Regions from separate parts of the Homo sapiens genome. Here regions 1, 2, 3 and 5 are each linked to region 4. The links are chromatin contacts, found by Hi-C or POLR2A ChIA-PET in ENCODE. All regions are on one chromosome and are shown on one strand. The core of a region is the stretch at or near the end of the contact, and the rest is flanking DNA. Distances in the headings are between cores, read along the strand shown.

The links. A loop is a pair of places that touch in the nucleus more often than their neighbours do. ChIA-PET counts read pairs that join two places held with the same protein, here RNA polymerase II (POLR2A). Pooled maps may share reads with other maps.
Region 1: a loop to region 4 is called in a pooled map, with 5 times the contacts of the local background. The contact joins two enhancer-like sites. A Hi-C loop is called at or near these places in 2 of 37 single-sample maps with no recorded cell type and 3 of 50 pooled maps.
Region 2: a pooled map shows a loop between it and region 4 (10-fold over the local background). The contact joins two enhancer-like sites. A Hi-C loop is called at or near these places in 4 of 37 single-sample maps with no recorded cell type and 5 of 50 pooled maps. POLR2A ChIA-PET finds 5 or more read pairs at or near these places in 1 of 52 experiments (OCI-LY7).
Region 3: a map with no recorded cell type shows a loop between it and region 4 (17-fold over the local background). The contact joins two enhancer-like sites. A Hi-C loop is called at or near these places in 5 of 37 single-sample maps with no recorded cell type and 2 of 50 pooled maps.
Region 5: a pooled map shows a loop between it and region 4 (4-fold over the local background). The contact joins two enhancer-like sites. A Hi-C loop is called at or near these places in 1 of 50 pooled maps.

What each region holds. Positions count from the first base shown.
Region 1 is chr3:16,840,605-16,843,304 of GRCh38, reverse strand. No RefSeq gene overlaps it. Among named protein-coding and RNA genes, the nearest start is that of PLCL2, 43 kb to the left of the region's middle. RefSeq lists an enhancer at 740-989. Within about 2 kb of position 1,289, at least 22 of the 41 ENCODE cell types and tissues checked have a DNase peak (open chromatin) inside an H3K27ac peak, as active enhancers do.
Region 2 is chr3:19,538,535-19,541,234 of GRCh38, reverse strand. No RefSeq gene overlaps it. Among named protein-coding and RNA genes, the nearest start is that of MIR4791, 220 kb to the right of the region's middle. RefSeq lists an enhancer at 422-531. Within about 2 kb of position 1,299, at least 3 of the 41 ENCODE cell types and tissues checked have a DNase peak (open chromatin) inside an H3K27ac peak, as active enhancers do; they include OCI-LY7, where a contact is called at or near this core.
Region 3 is chr3:16,911,184-16,913,883 of GRCh38, reverse strand. The region is part of intron 1 of PLCL2 (phospholipase C like 2); the gene reads right to left. Among named protein-coding and RNA genes, the nearest start is that of MIR3714, 21 kb to the left of the region's middle. RefSeq lists an enhancer at 1,031-1,260. Within about 2 kb of position 1,328, at least 4 of the 41 ENCODE cell types and tissues checked have a DNase peak (open chromatin) inside an H3K27ac peak, as active enhancers do.
Region 4 is chr3:18,222,290-18,224,989 of GRCh38, reverse strand. The region is part of intron 4 of BALR6 (B-cell acute lymphoblastic leukemia associated long RNA 6); the gene reads right to left. Among named protein-coding and RNA genes, the nearest start is that of SATB1, 200 kb to the left of the region's middle. Within about 2 kb of position 1,338, at least 2 of the 41 ENCODE cell types and tissues checked have a DNase peak (open chromatin) inside an H3K27ac peak, as active enhancers do; they include OCI-LY7, where a contact is called at or near this core.
Region 5 is chr3:19,558,431-19,561,130 of GRCh38, reverse strand. No RefSeq gene overlaps it. Among named protein-coding and RNA genes, the nearest start is that of MIR4791, 240 kb to the right of the region's middle. Within about 2 kb of position 1,255, at least 3 of the 41 ENCODE cell types and tissues checked have a DNase peak (open chromatin) inside an H3K27ac peak, as active enhancers do.

The DNA.
Region 1 (2,700 bases), core at 40-2,539, 1.4 Mb after region 4:
TGGAATGTGCCTTCTCTTAGGAATATCCTTTCCCACTTCTCCACCTGGCTGACTCCTTCTTAGACATCATTTAGGACTTTGCTACTTGAAATGTGGACCTTGGACCAGCAGCATTGGCATTACTTGGGAGCTTGTTAAAAACGCAAAATCTCAGGCTCCACCCAACCCTGCTGAATCAGAACCTGCATTTTAACACGATCCCCAAGTGCTTTTTGCATCCGTTACAATCGGAGACGCACCAAAGTAAGACATAGCTCAGATATTATCACTTCCTTGAACCCCTGGCTTCGGTGAGGTTCTTCTCCAGGGAGTGCCCACAGTGCCCTGGTCTTGGGCCCACCACAGCACTCACCACACTGAAATGTGTTTGTTGGTTCTCTGTCTCCTACCTGGATGGGCAGCAAAGGTGTCTTATTTATCTTGGCTTCTCCAGTGCCTATAACAATACTGAGTAAACATCAGTTGAAGGAACGAATGAGTGGCTCTGAAGAAAGGTGAAAGCACTCTGGAAAATTAGCATTATGTTGCTAGGAGCCCATCTGGAACCTAATACTTGACATTTCTCTCTCTCAGCTGCTCCAGCTGCCCCCTGCATACATGAACGATTTCTCTAAATGCACCTAACTTCAGCCTTCAGGCCTGAGCCAGCGTTTAGGGTTCTCTGAGTCTTCTGCTTTTAAGCCACCTCATCACGGAACCCAGTAGGAAAACCCCAACAAACAAGGGCGGGCCCTCTGCTGCTTGGCACAGCCACCTCAACAAAAGCTGGGCACTTCCTGTAAGGCCCAACCCTGGGCCTGGCATCCCATCCTGCAGGGGGATCGCCCCTCTCCCTACTTCTGCTCACCACCTCCGGCACTTCCCCCGGTTACTTGGGTTGCTGCAGGAGCTGGGAGCACACCTTGCAGCTGCGGCAGCTTCAGAAGCTCAGATTTAACAAATGCTGGGCCGGCCTCAAAGTTAACTTCAGTTCAGTTTTCAAAGATCCTGCAAACAGCAGAAGGAGACCAGCCTGCTTCTTGTTTCTTGTCAAAGAGCGCTGTTCCCTAATTAGCCTCTCATGCTAACTTGGGGGAGCATCTCTATTCTTAGATAATACAGAAAACTGGTTTTACCCCTTAATAGTGTCTTTCTTTCTTTTGTAAATAGTTTTTTAATAAACATTTTGGTAGCTACATGAGGTTGGGTAATGCCCAAGGCTTTACCAACCTCATTGTGATATTTTTTTCACTTGTAACATATGTGACCACAGATGCTGCCACAGGCGTCACGTGGCCCCCTCACTGTAGCTGGGAGGGGACACACCTCCCATTTCCCTCTGACCACTGGGCTTTGTCTTTTCTCTCTCCTGTCTAAATTACTGAGCTGTCAGATCTAAAAGGACTGTAAAGAATAGAGATGTCATTGCCCTCTTATTTTAAAAAATTAGTAAAACAAATTGCTTTAAGTTTTCTAAACTTTTCAAAGCATTTTTAATGCAATACGTCTACATGCTAATTGTAGAAAATGTGGAAAAGCCAGAAAAGCATAAATTACCCATAATGCTACAATACAGAGAAAAATCACTCAACATCTCGGTAAATTTCTCACTAAACTTCATGTATCCAGAATAATGCATGTGAATGACTAGCGATGGAGCTGTCCTCCACCTTCCAGCCCCCACTGATACTTCAGGAACTTGGTAATAATACAAACCTGCACTTTATGCAGTTTGGAGTTTTATTCCTACTTACAAGATTATGAGTGGGTTTATTGTACTTCTATAGTTGAGCTGAAACTACGGCAGTCCCTTCTCACCTGCACTTTCACTTTCCAACGTTTTAGTTATTTGCAGTCAACTGCAGTCTGAAAATAGTAAATGAAAAATTCCAGAAATAAACAATTCATAAGTTTAAAATCGTGCAATATTCTAAGGTGCTTGATGAACTCCCACGCTGTCCCACTAGGTCCTCCTGAAATGTGAAATATCCTTTTGTCCAGAATACCCACGATGTATACCACATAGTAGTTGTTTTGGTTATCAGTTTGAAAAAACAGAGAATATATAGGATTCAGTACTATTTGAGGTTTCAGGCATCTGGTGGGGGGTCTTGGAAGGCATCCCATGCAGATAAGCAGATAAGAGGGGACTACTGTGCATACAACTTTGTATACTTCCTTTTTTTTTTTTTTTTTGCTTAAAGGAATATCAAGAGAATTTGCTCATGTTAACACTTTTTTCCCCCATTTTCTAATTTGTCAAATGAGTTTAAATGAGGTGATAAAATTGTTGGAAGTTGGGAGGTTACTAATCTGTTGTAATAAGATTTAAATAAAATAATATATTTTCAAAGTGCTTAGCTTGGGGCCTGGCATATAGTAAACTCTTCATAAATGGTAGCTATGACCATAGATTATTACTAAAATCTCATTTTAATGCCAGCATATTTCATTCTAAGTAGCATATTTAACCACCCACCCTTTTATTGTTCTGAGCTTGTTTCCAATTCTCCCCATTAAAAATTGTAGCACTGCAAGGATATCTTTGAGTATAACTTTTTGTTTCCTTTACAAAATTATTATTTCTTTAAAATAGATGACTCGGTTGAAAGATATAAACATTTTAAAGGCTTTTTGTTATATATTGACAAATAACTTCCCAGTGTTAATAACACTCAGTATTAATAACTGGCAGAAAATTTGGTACTAGGAAGTTATTTA
Region 2 (2,700 bases), core at 50-2,549, 1.3 Mb before region 4:
GCCTCCTGGGTTTAAGCGATTCTCCTGACTCAGCCTCCCAAGTAGCTGGGACTACAGGCGCCCGCCACCATGCGTGGTTAATTTTTGTATTTTTAGTAGAGACGGGGTTTCAGCATGTTAGCCAGGATGGTCTCCATCTCTTGACCTCGTGATACACCCACCTCAGCCTCCCAAAGTGCTGGGATTACAGGTGTGAGCCACCGCACCCGGCCTTGTTCAGGTATTTCTAAGCCTTTAACATGTGCACAAATTACCTGAGAATCTTGTCAAAATGTAGATTCTGATTCACTGCTCTGAGATGGGGGTCCAGGATTTTGCATTTTTAACAAGCTTCCAGATGAAGCTGCTGCTGTTGTCCCGCAAACCACACCCTGCGAACCAAGTGTGAGAAATGTTGTCTTCTTTACCCCTTTTCTGTAGACGTGGTTTTTGTGTAAGTTAACAAGAGATATGCTAAGTGATCTAGGCCCAGGGCTCAAATACCTTTGGGGTACTGGAAGCCAGAGTTGACAATTAGATTTGGTTCCACAGGTTGTCTGATTATAGCAGGAGGAACTCTTATGACTCATTTTGGTCAATAAGTTATCATGGCAACTTTCGGAAATCTGTGTTTCCATCTGAGGGCTTCTGGACATCACTGCCAATCATAGCAAGGGGCCCCAAAGATGCTGAGTGTTGGCCATGTGGCTGCAGCTACCCAGAGGGCTCTGTGTTCCCCAAAAGATGTGGCTGAGTTTGAGCCCCTTCCTTATTAGCATTTAATACTGACCCCCATGCAGAGTTCAGAAATAATTCTCTCTCAGGACAAATAAACCATAGTGAAGAATAAAGCTACAGGAGTAGCATAAAGTTCAGAGTCAGCACTGGTTAAAAAAAATTACCATGGCAAGTAAAAGTGCCAAAGCAAAAGGGTACTCTTTACCCTGGAGGAAATTCTTAAATGAAAGTGGTCCCTTCAACTTAGTATATTAGTTCTTTACAAAAATAAAAAGCACAGACACACTTTTAAGTCTCACTTCCTCTTATTTTATTCTTTGTTGTACTCAAATATATCACATATGTATGTTCTATTTTTATCAAGCCAACTGTGAAAAAAAACCCAGAAGCTTAGCTTCAGCGTCAAATTCCATCCCATTTCCAGCTTCTTATCTCCATAAAGGAAAAACCCAAGTTAAAAGGAAATAGCTTAAGAAGGCATAGTTTTGCCCTTTGGACACATTTTCCCACCAGCTGTTTTTTTTCTGGAATGAACAGCTTATTTAATTACCTGCAATGACAGGTATGTAAGTGCTGGTCTATCTCTGCCTCACTGTGCTGTCCTCATGTCTTTTATACTGTTTATTCAGGGCTTGGTGAATGACACAACTCAAGGAATAGGTTCTTTCAGGACACAAGCTGCAGGGAGTAACATTTAGCTTATTCCCTCTGATGAGACCTACTCACACGGTGGGCTACTAAGGGAAGCTTTGAAGGCATCTGTGTGAAGTGGCAGACATTTCATAAGCTCTGCTTCTAGCCAGAGGAACTGTGGGTAAGAGGGCAACAACATTTGCCACAGAGAAAGCTCTGAGGCTTCTGGCTGATAGTGCTCAGGTCTTCTGTGGCCAGGGATGGTGGTTGTGACATATATGTGTGTGATTTCTAAAGCAACAGCAAATCTCTATAGAAAAACTTTATGGGGAAAAATGGTATGTGTTTGTAGAATATATTTGTGTTAGTGAATAAACTTCCTGTATCTTTCTGTAATTAAAGAGTTCAAAATAAAACTTCACTGAAATTCAGATAGACATATTAGAAGCCACACGGGTTGGGGATAAGGTGGCTGGGGGCAGAAACAGCATGTTTTTCTGCCCTGGTGGCTCTTCAACAACTTTTTTTAAAAAGGTAAATGTTGACTTGATTGTTAACACTGTGATGAATAGACTGTAGGGGACATATTATGAAAGCTACTTTGTGACCTAAGCAGAGAAAATGTCAAAGAGAGGACTCATTTTCCAGAAGGTGGCCTGGAACACTGAGTGAGAGGGAAAAGGAGGAAGCATGAGGAAGGGCCAAGGGGAGAGGAGGGAGCGGGAAAGAGAGAATGGAGAGGATGTAAGTGGGAGGAGGCTGGAGATAAAGGGAGAGCCAGGAAGAAGTTGGGGAAGAGGAGAGGGGGGGCAAGGAAAGGTGAAAAAATCAGGAAGGAGAGGTAAGAAGGAGATGAGGGGAGGAGGGGGAAATAGGAAAGGAACCAGGGGATGAAAGGTCAGGAAGATAAACTGACATTTGTTTAGCGTTTATTGTACGTCGGGTAGTGTGCCTTCACAAAAATTACTTCATTAATTCTCACGAAGACTCTGAAAATTGGATATATTTTATTCTTCAAGTTTTAGATGAAGGAATTGAGGCTCAGATGTCTTAAATAACTTGTCCATATCACAGAGCAAGAAAAAAATGGTTGGAGGCAAACACTCCTTTGTGTTCTTCCAAAACTTCTGCTCCTTTCTCAGCTTAATATTTATTTGGACCATTTGCCTTTCTATAAAGTGAAATAAATAGGCAAAGGAAAGCCTTTTGGAAGAGCCCTTAATAGAGCCTATGCCTGCACTTGTACCCAAGCTCTATTTTCGGTGATGATGGTATCTAAGAGAAGACTACATTTGAAGTACTATATACTTAAAAAAGAAGACATAAAAGCAATGTCTTAAAAAGATGACC
Region 3 (2,700 bases), core at 79-2,578, 1.3 Mb after region 4:
GGGTCTCCCTTTTATTCATAATAGGAGCAAAATTTACAGGCAGATCTTTCTTCCATAAAATCATTAATTTCTAAATCTAGCACCCCCAGTGTTCTATTCAAAATTATTATGAAGATCTTTTTAGCAATACACTGTCACAAAAATAATGACTACATGACAGCTATTTTTTACATATATACACATACATAAATATATTTATATATTCATATTCTATTCAGTAATTGGACTTCATTTCTCTTTCTCAAAACAAGGTCATTTCACAAAATCTTTGACTAAATGTAAATATTTGTTTTTCTTAAAATTTAAATCTATAATTTAAAATGATATAATTTGAGGTAAACATATCAGAAGGCAGTCAACCATTAAAATATTAATTCGTTTGCTTACTAATCATAACAGAATCCCAGCAATAATCTGAAAATATAATTGAGAAAAATTTTACACCACACCTTACATCATTAGGTAGTGATCCTCTTTCTAAATGAAAATTAGTAAACCCACAGAAGAGTCTTACTAGATAAAAGATACAGGGCACACCTACAACCAAATTTCCAGCGAATGGGTAAGAAAAGTCCCTAGAGGAAAGCTGGGCTTGCTAACCAAAAGGAGAGGGAGAGTAATTCTGGAATAGGGTACAGATTACAAGACTACAAGAGAGGTGAAGTAATGTCAGTTTGCGAGGCCCAGTCTGGCCAAGACGGAGGTTGGTGAGAAGCAGAAGAAGATGCTAGAGTAGTACTGATGATACATGGGAGGTCCTGGAAACCAAGAGGAAGGTTAGGGCTTCAGCCTCAGAGCAAAGGGTATCATAGAACATGTTGAGAGAATTTCACAAAGTAGTGCTGTAGGAGAACTAATCTGGAAACTGTGAAAAAGGATTTGGGGGAAAGGGAGAAGAACAGAAGGAAGGGAGGTTAATTCTTGTAATTATCTAAGCATGTGTTGGAGACAGGAGCCTGGTACCAGCATCAGAAACAATGGGACAGATGTGGGGGATGATGAGAATACAGTCAGCTGGTGGGAGGAGGCCATCTTCCAACACCAATGTCTCAAAAAGCGTTTTGTTCCATTGGCTGGTTTGGTTGGAAAGTGCATTATTTATAGATCTAACATGAATTTATCTCACAGTCAACAGCAATTCAGAATTGTGCATTAATATTTTTTAAAGCAAAGAAAACAGTCAAAGAAAGCAGAATAATTCAGTGGAGAGAGCACCTGGTCTCACAGTCAGAAGCCCACAAATCTATTTCTGGCTTTTTGAGCAATGTTGCTCATCACCTTGCACAACTGAATCAGTCTCAGTTCCCTTCAAAGAAAAATGGTAAAGCAAACTAATATGACTGTTGAAGTGTTACAAGGGCAGAAACAAACTCAAATCTTTGAAAGTGCTTGAAGTAAAACCACTATACACATGTTAAACCACTAACAAGTAATATTTTCTAAATATACCACATGGACCTTCAATTTTGTCCAACTATATACATTCTTTCTTTTGATAAGGACACAGATGTCCAAACACATGAATACCAAAATTCACCATTCTACCTACTTGTTTCATCCTTCCATGTCAGTTTTGCTTCTAAGGTTAAAGACCAATCACAATCTTGATAAAATTTTGAAACACTATTTGGCTATTTAAAAAAAAAAACTGACGTGAAGTATTTCCATAAATTCAAACCCAGATCAAATATTTTAAAACAAAAATAATTTAATGGTTGCATTAAACCACTGGGGAGGGTGACTATGAGGCAAGGCATCCATATACTACTACATATTAAGTATCCCTTCTCTGGAATGCTTGGAACCAGAAGCGTTTCAGATTTTTTTGGGATTTTGGAATATTTGCATATACCTAATGAGACATCTTAGGGATAGAATCCAAGTCTATACAAGAAATTCATTTATGTTTCATATACATCTTATACATATAGCCTGAAGGTAATTTTATACAATATTGTTAATAATTTTGTGTACGAAACAAAGTTTATGTACACTGAAAGCAAAGGTGCTGTTAGGGTATGGAATTTTCCACTTGTGGTATCATGTTGGTACCCAAAAAGTTTCAGATTTTGGAACATTTTGGATATTTGAATTACAGATGCTCAGCCTGTATTCATGAAAACAAAGGGACAAATAAATGATCATTTGTATTTTGCATGAAAATTGATTATCAGGAACACCTAAAAATAACTAGAGACAGTTCAGGTTTCCTCTTCACCATTTGAGTTGTGACTGCATGAACTCTGGGAGTCCAGCACCTTTGTATGACAAAAGTGAAGCTTATAGATGATTAGCTAATTGGGAAAGGAGGCACTGAACTCCTCTTTCTTAAAGATCTGGGTTTGTTCCAAAGAAAATATAATCTAATATATGAGTTAGATTCAGATTTCCTAGAACTAGGGAGACAAACTAAGTAAATTCTAAAGATACTCTGGAGTATTCTTTGTCTGCTCCTTAGTTTTAAATAGTGTCCCTACTCTCCCACTAAGCTATGATATTAAAATAAAAATAACTTTGCAAATATAAAATTAAGAATATATTAATGCAAAACTATGGAGAAAACTTTGGAGCCTGACAGACCTGTATTCAAATCAGAGCTGTGCTCATTACTTTTTTTTTTTTTTTTTTTTTGAGACAGAGTCTTGCTCTGTGGCCCAGGCTGGAATACAGTGGCGCTATCTCGGCTCACTACAACCTCCG
Region 4 (2,700 bases), core at 89-2,588:
ATTTTCCAAGGGATAAAGGAGAAACGTAGACTTCCAGAGCAGGTTCATTTTTGCTATCGGAAGTATAGCTGAATAAGGCAGCCTCAAATGAAACCTAGAGCCAAAGGTTTTCTTCATTCCCTTCTAGTGTGTCCATAACTCTCCTGGAATCTGTGAGCTTGCAAGACAATCTAGCACACATTTGAGCTTTCAAGATGCATGGCACATCCAGACTCGATGTGGTGTTAGTAGCTCCTGTCATTAATAAATTCCTTTGCACAGTGGCTTCAAACTACCTGTCCACCAATTGCTTTCTCTGTTATTTGGTTCCCCTTATTTCTCGATTTTCTGAATGTCAGAACTTGGCTAAACAAAATGAAATACAACTTTCTACATGTAACCCTTTTACTTCCTCATTTCCACATGGCAACATATTTTCTTACTCCAAACACTGCAGTCCTTAAAATTCTACTCAAAACCTCTTTCTTCTATAAACTTCATTCAGTTTCTTTTCATTTCTTATAGTATCCTTTCAGAATTCATTCATTCATTCATCAAACTTTTTTGGAGCACTTACTATACATAAGGCAAAAAAAAATAGGATCGGAGACTACAGAGATGAACAAGTTGCATTCTCTACTCTCAAAGAATAAATCGTCCAACTGTCTAGACGGGCAATAGATTGTGGTAACTGCAGTGAGAGAAATATCTAGGAACAGGGGAGTGCACCTGAGGGGGTGTCAGTAGAGAGACAGGCTAACGCGGAAGTTTCCTGAAAGATACGATGTCTGTGATGAGTCTTAGAAGATGAGTAGAAGTCAGCCAGGCTGGGCATCCCAAGTATGAAGGTTAGTACCAAGCCTGAAAACAGTATACTAGAACTTCTCTTCACATTGACGCTTTTGTTGCCTAAGTGTTCACAATAGTCTGTCTTGGTTCCACCTTCAGGCTGACTTCAGACCATCTGAGGGAGGAATTAAGTGAGATAATGGGTTTATCACAAAGTGGTGGGAGACAGCTTCTAGAATTCTTATTATGATTATTAAACCTGGTTTCTGCTTTATCTCTTATTTTCCTGAAGTACCATTAAAGTGCTCTAAGTACCCAAATCTTGCTATTGGTTTCTTTACTCCTCTCTTGTCACTCTGGTAGCAGGCAGGGCAGACCTCGGCTACCAAAGTGAGAATGAGGACTCAAGGAGGAAGTGAAAGATGGTCACAGAATCAAAAAGCATCCCCAGACTTCCTGTTGGGAGCTCTCTGCTAGTGTCCCCAGGGTGTTGACAGTAACTGTTCTGGGGGATGAGGCGAGGGAGGGGTGCAGTGGGCTGCAGAAAGACACAGCAGCTGGCTTCATTACTACATCCCTAACAAAGGGTCTCTATAAATCAGACAGGAGGGAAGTGTATGTTTGGCAGGGGGAGGGAAGTTGGTGGGTGCTTGCTCTTTGGCAAATGGTTTAGAACTCATTGGGGCTTACAACCATAATCTACTGATTTGGGAGCCATGGACAAAATCTTTTCTTTTCTAAGCGTTATACTAACAGTGAATATAGATTTTGTTTTCTGGTTTAAATGTGAAGCAAAAAGACACATGATATGATTTTTAAGTAATATGTTCTTAAGTCTATTTCGTTTTAAGCAACTCATCTTCACCAAAAGTGCATCATTAAAACTGGTGGTAAATATATGTATACAATTTTTAATATAAATCTGCCTCTCAATCAGTTTCCACATCGCCTGTACATTTATATCAGATCTCTGAAGCCCACTGAACATTAGCAAGAGAAGTGTGAAAAGACAGAAATAGTATCCAGTCCTTGCAGAATGTCTCATTTAGCGGAGTGGGGAAGCTGAGGGGAAGAAATAGTAGTAATATTTTTTGTGTGTGGCCCCATTACTTTTTCAAAGCATTTTCCACCTTTAATTTAGTTGTGACTTCCAGCTGTTTTTGACAGATGGGAACACAAAAACAAGTAGCAGCCAATCAAGTGACACCCAAGCCACGTTTCCTATAGCTGCTGTATCCCAGGCTTAGTCTTTGCTTTCCTCTGCCAAATCCCTCTGCTTTCTTCACAATGAATGCAAGTCTCTGATCACACCTCAAAATAGCCAGCACATTCCTCAGCCTAGCTTTGTGACCAACGTCAGGCACCCAGAAAAGCTCCAGGCAGAAGTCACGAATTTCACAGCCCACTGGGACCAAAGAGGTGATTTAAGAGAGGAAAGTGGGCAGGGTGGAAGACAGCATGAAGAGGTGGGAACCCAAGAGAATGCAGGCCCCCCTGAAATACAGTGCTGTGATGGAGTGGACTTCAGAGGGCCGATTATACACATCTCTTCCCAAAGCTCTTTTCGGTGTCCTCATCTTGGTAAGTCAAAATTGACCATTTACGCCACAGGAATTGTCAAACATTGCAAATCAGGGCTTCCACTCCACTCCCAGAGAGTTGGTTATTAAACATTTACTTGCACACCAATGCATAAGAGCATTCAAATCCAATTCTTAATTACTGGTGTATGAGCCAAACAAAACTCATTTGCTCCTGTGTCTGCCCCAAGGCTCCAGGTTTGAGACCTCTGCTCTAGGGGTTAGGCTGTCTTTGGCATGGTGACAAATTTGAATCTTTGTTGGTTCTCCTACTCTTTCCTTCTTTTCTCCCCTCCCCTCAACTTTCTGACTTCTGAAGGAAAAGACCAATAAAGTAGCTCTACAAAATTAC
Region 5 (2,700 bases), core at 6-2,505, 1.3 Mb before region 4:
GGTAAATTTATTCCCATATAAACACCATTGCGATTAATATACAGAACATTTTATCATGCCACAAAAGTCCCTTGTGTTTGTCCCTAGTCAGTCCTCTCCTCTCTTTACCTTGGTTCCAGGCAATCACTGATCTGCTTTTTGTCTTTATAGATTAGATTTGTTTTTTTCTAGAGTTCTATATACATGTCATCACATAGTATGCTTCTTCCGCTCAGCATAATGCTTTTGAGATCCATCTATGTTGTTGCGTATATTAATAGATTATTTCTTTTATTGCTGAACAGTATTTTGTTCATCCATTCCTCTGTTGATGGGCATGTGGGATGTTTCCAGTTTGAGACTGTGATGAATAAAGCTATGATGAGCATTTGTATACAGTTTTTATGTGTGGATATATTTTTTGTTTGACATATGTTCCTTCTTTAGAATCCATCTCCCCATTTAATTTTCCATGACTTTAGAGAGCCATCCCTTAAAATGTACAGACATGAACAAACTTGGCAATAAATGTGGTGACAGTTTTTGTAGGACTTCCTGCCTTTCCTGTTTCTATAATAGAGACAGAGCAGCCACTTCAAAGACTCCTACTTTTCTTTCAGTTAGGATTTAATCCTTTCAACTAACCAAGCAGACAGTAATTCCATTGAGAAAACAAAAGAAATTGGAAGGGATATGAGAGCTTGGAAGTATAAGCAAGTAATTATTTGATTCAATCAGAGGAAGAACCAATCTTAATGGGGATATTGCTGGCTAAATTAAACTGCAGGGAATCAAACATGAATCTAACTTGAAATGTAACCGACTTTGTAAGCCACAGAAAGTTCACGCTCCATTAGTGTACTTTGTTCTCTCTTGCCATAGAACTCTTAGAAGAGCCCCTAGACAGATGGTGTTAATATGGAACCATTGATCAATCATATGATTGTTTCTTTTTCTCATGACACAGGTGATTTTACAATGATTTGGAATATCAACAGTCAATGAATTCACACATACGCTGTATCTCAGTGGTTGTGAGAATATCTGAGGTTAATTCTAACCTAGCTCCTAACTTTTGTTCTAACCCAGAGAAAGGTACTGAATACATTAAGGTTCCTTTGAGAAGAGAAAGGTAGAACTGAATATTTTAGCTGCTGTGGCAACAGGTGCCATTTACATCTGGTAGTTTTATTCTCAGAGAAAAGAAAACTGAGCAGAACTAAAACTGAGAAATGAAACTCGGTCACAGAAATGGGAACAAGATAGAAGGAGGGAAGTAAAATATGTGGTCCCAAGACCTCTGGCTCAACCTCTGTGCAGAGGATTTAATAGCAATAAAGCCAGAATTCCCAGTGTGGGGAATTTTCATTTCCACCATTAATTATATCTGCATACTGAGTTACAGCTAAGAAATTTTGAGGTATTCTAAAACAGTGTTCTCATTCAATTTCCCCTGACAGATAAAAGATAGAAACTTATATTAAATATAAACAACAGGTATCTTTCTATGTTCCCAATAGTAACATATTGGACTGTGAGAGTTAATACAACTGTCTAAATAGATCACTATTAAAAACACAGACTTTGAGAAACGGGCTATAATTCTTTGGTAATTGTGTAAATATATAACTAATTATTTTTCTTCTTTCAAGTGGCTATGTCAAAAAATTAGTGCTTTCTTCTATTGCCTTTCTCCTTTCATTTCCCACCACTTTCTGCATTTACTTTTTTCCTTTGTATTCAAGTATGGCTGAACGCTGGGTCCAAAACTGCTTTCAGGTTTTGGGGAAACTTTGATTCTATGTACATCATTTCAAGCTCTTTAAGAAGCCTAGAAGTTCTGGATATTGATAATGGTCCTTTAGTCCATTCTGCTGAGTCAGAACCTGGAGAGTCAGAGGAAACTAGAGATTAGATCTCCTTTACCTAGAATGGCAGGTCCATACAGATTTCAGATGGCCTTGCAGAATACAAAGTTAACCCTGAGTTCTACTGGAAGATATATTATCTTACAAAGTAGTAAATATGGCAAATATAGAGAACATAATTTAGAGATTGGTTTGGTGTCAACAACATTTCTGAATCTTGACACGGTTCCTATGATACAAAACATCTGATCCCAGCTTTTTATTCATTGATGCATTCATTCCCTCATTTATTCACTTGTTTAACTACACAAATATTTAGTAATTTCTGTGTTCTTTATGGATATAATAGTGAGAAAAATAGACAAAGTGCCTGCTCTCAAAGAGTTTACAGTGTGATGAAAAAAGAAACATTGATTGATAAAATACGTAGTTACATTTTTAATTTAAATCCTTTGAAAAAAGCTCACGGTGTTATAAGAGTATAAATCTTAAATGGTGACATTTGGCCTGGGACCTGAAGGCTGAATTGCCAGATGTATCTTATTAAAATTTCCAGTTTCATATTGAAATTGTAGTAGAATCTAGTCTGCACCCAGGTTGTGAAAAACAATAATTTTATGCAGAAGAGAATAAAGAAGGATTATAGTACCTGCCTTTTGATATCTAAACTTAAGAGGGCATCCCAGCAGTTCTTACATCTTTTAAGATTCGATGCCATCCCCATCAAGCTACCAATGACTTTCTTCACAGAATTGGAAAAAACGACTTTAAAGTTCATATGGAACTGAAAAAGAGCCCGCATCACCAAGTCAATCCTAAGCCAAAAGAACAAAGCTGGAGGCATCATGCTACC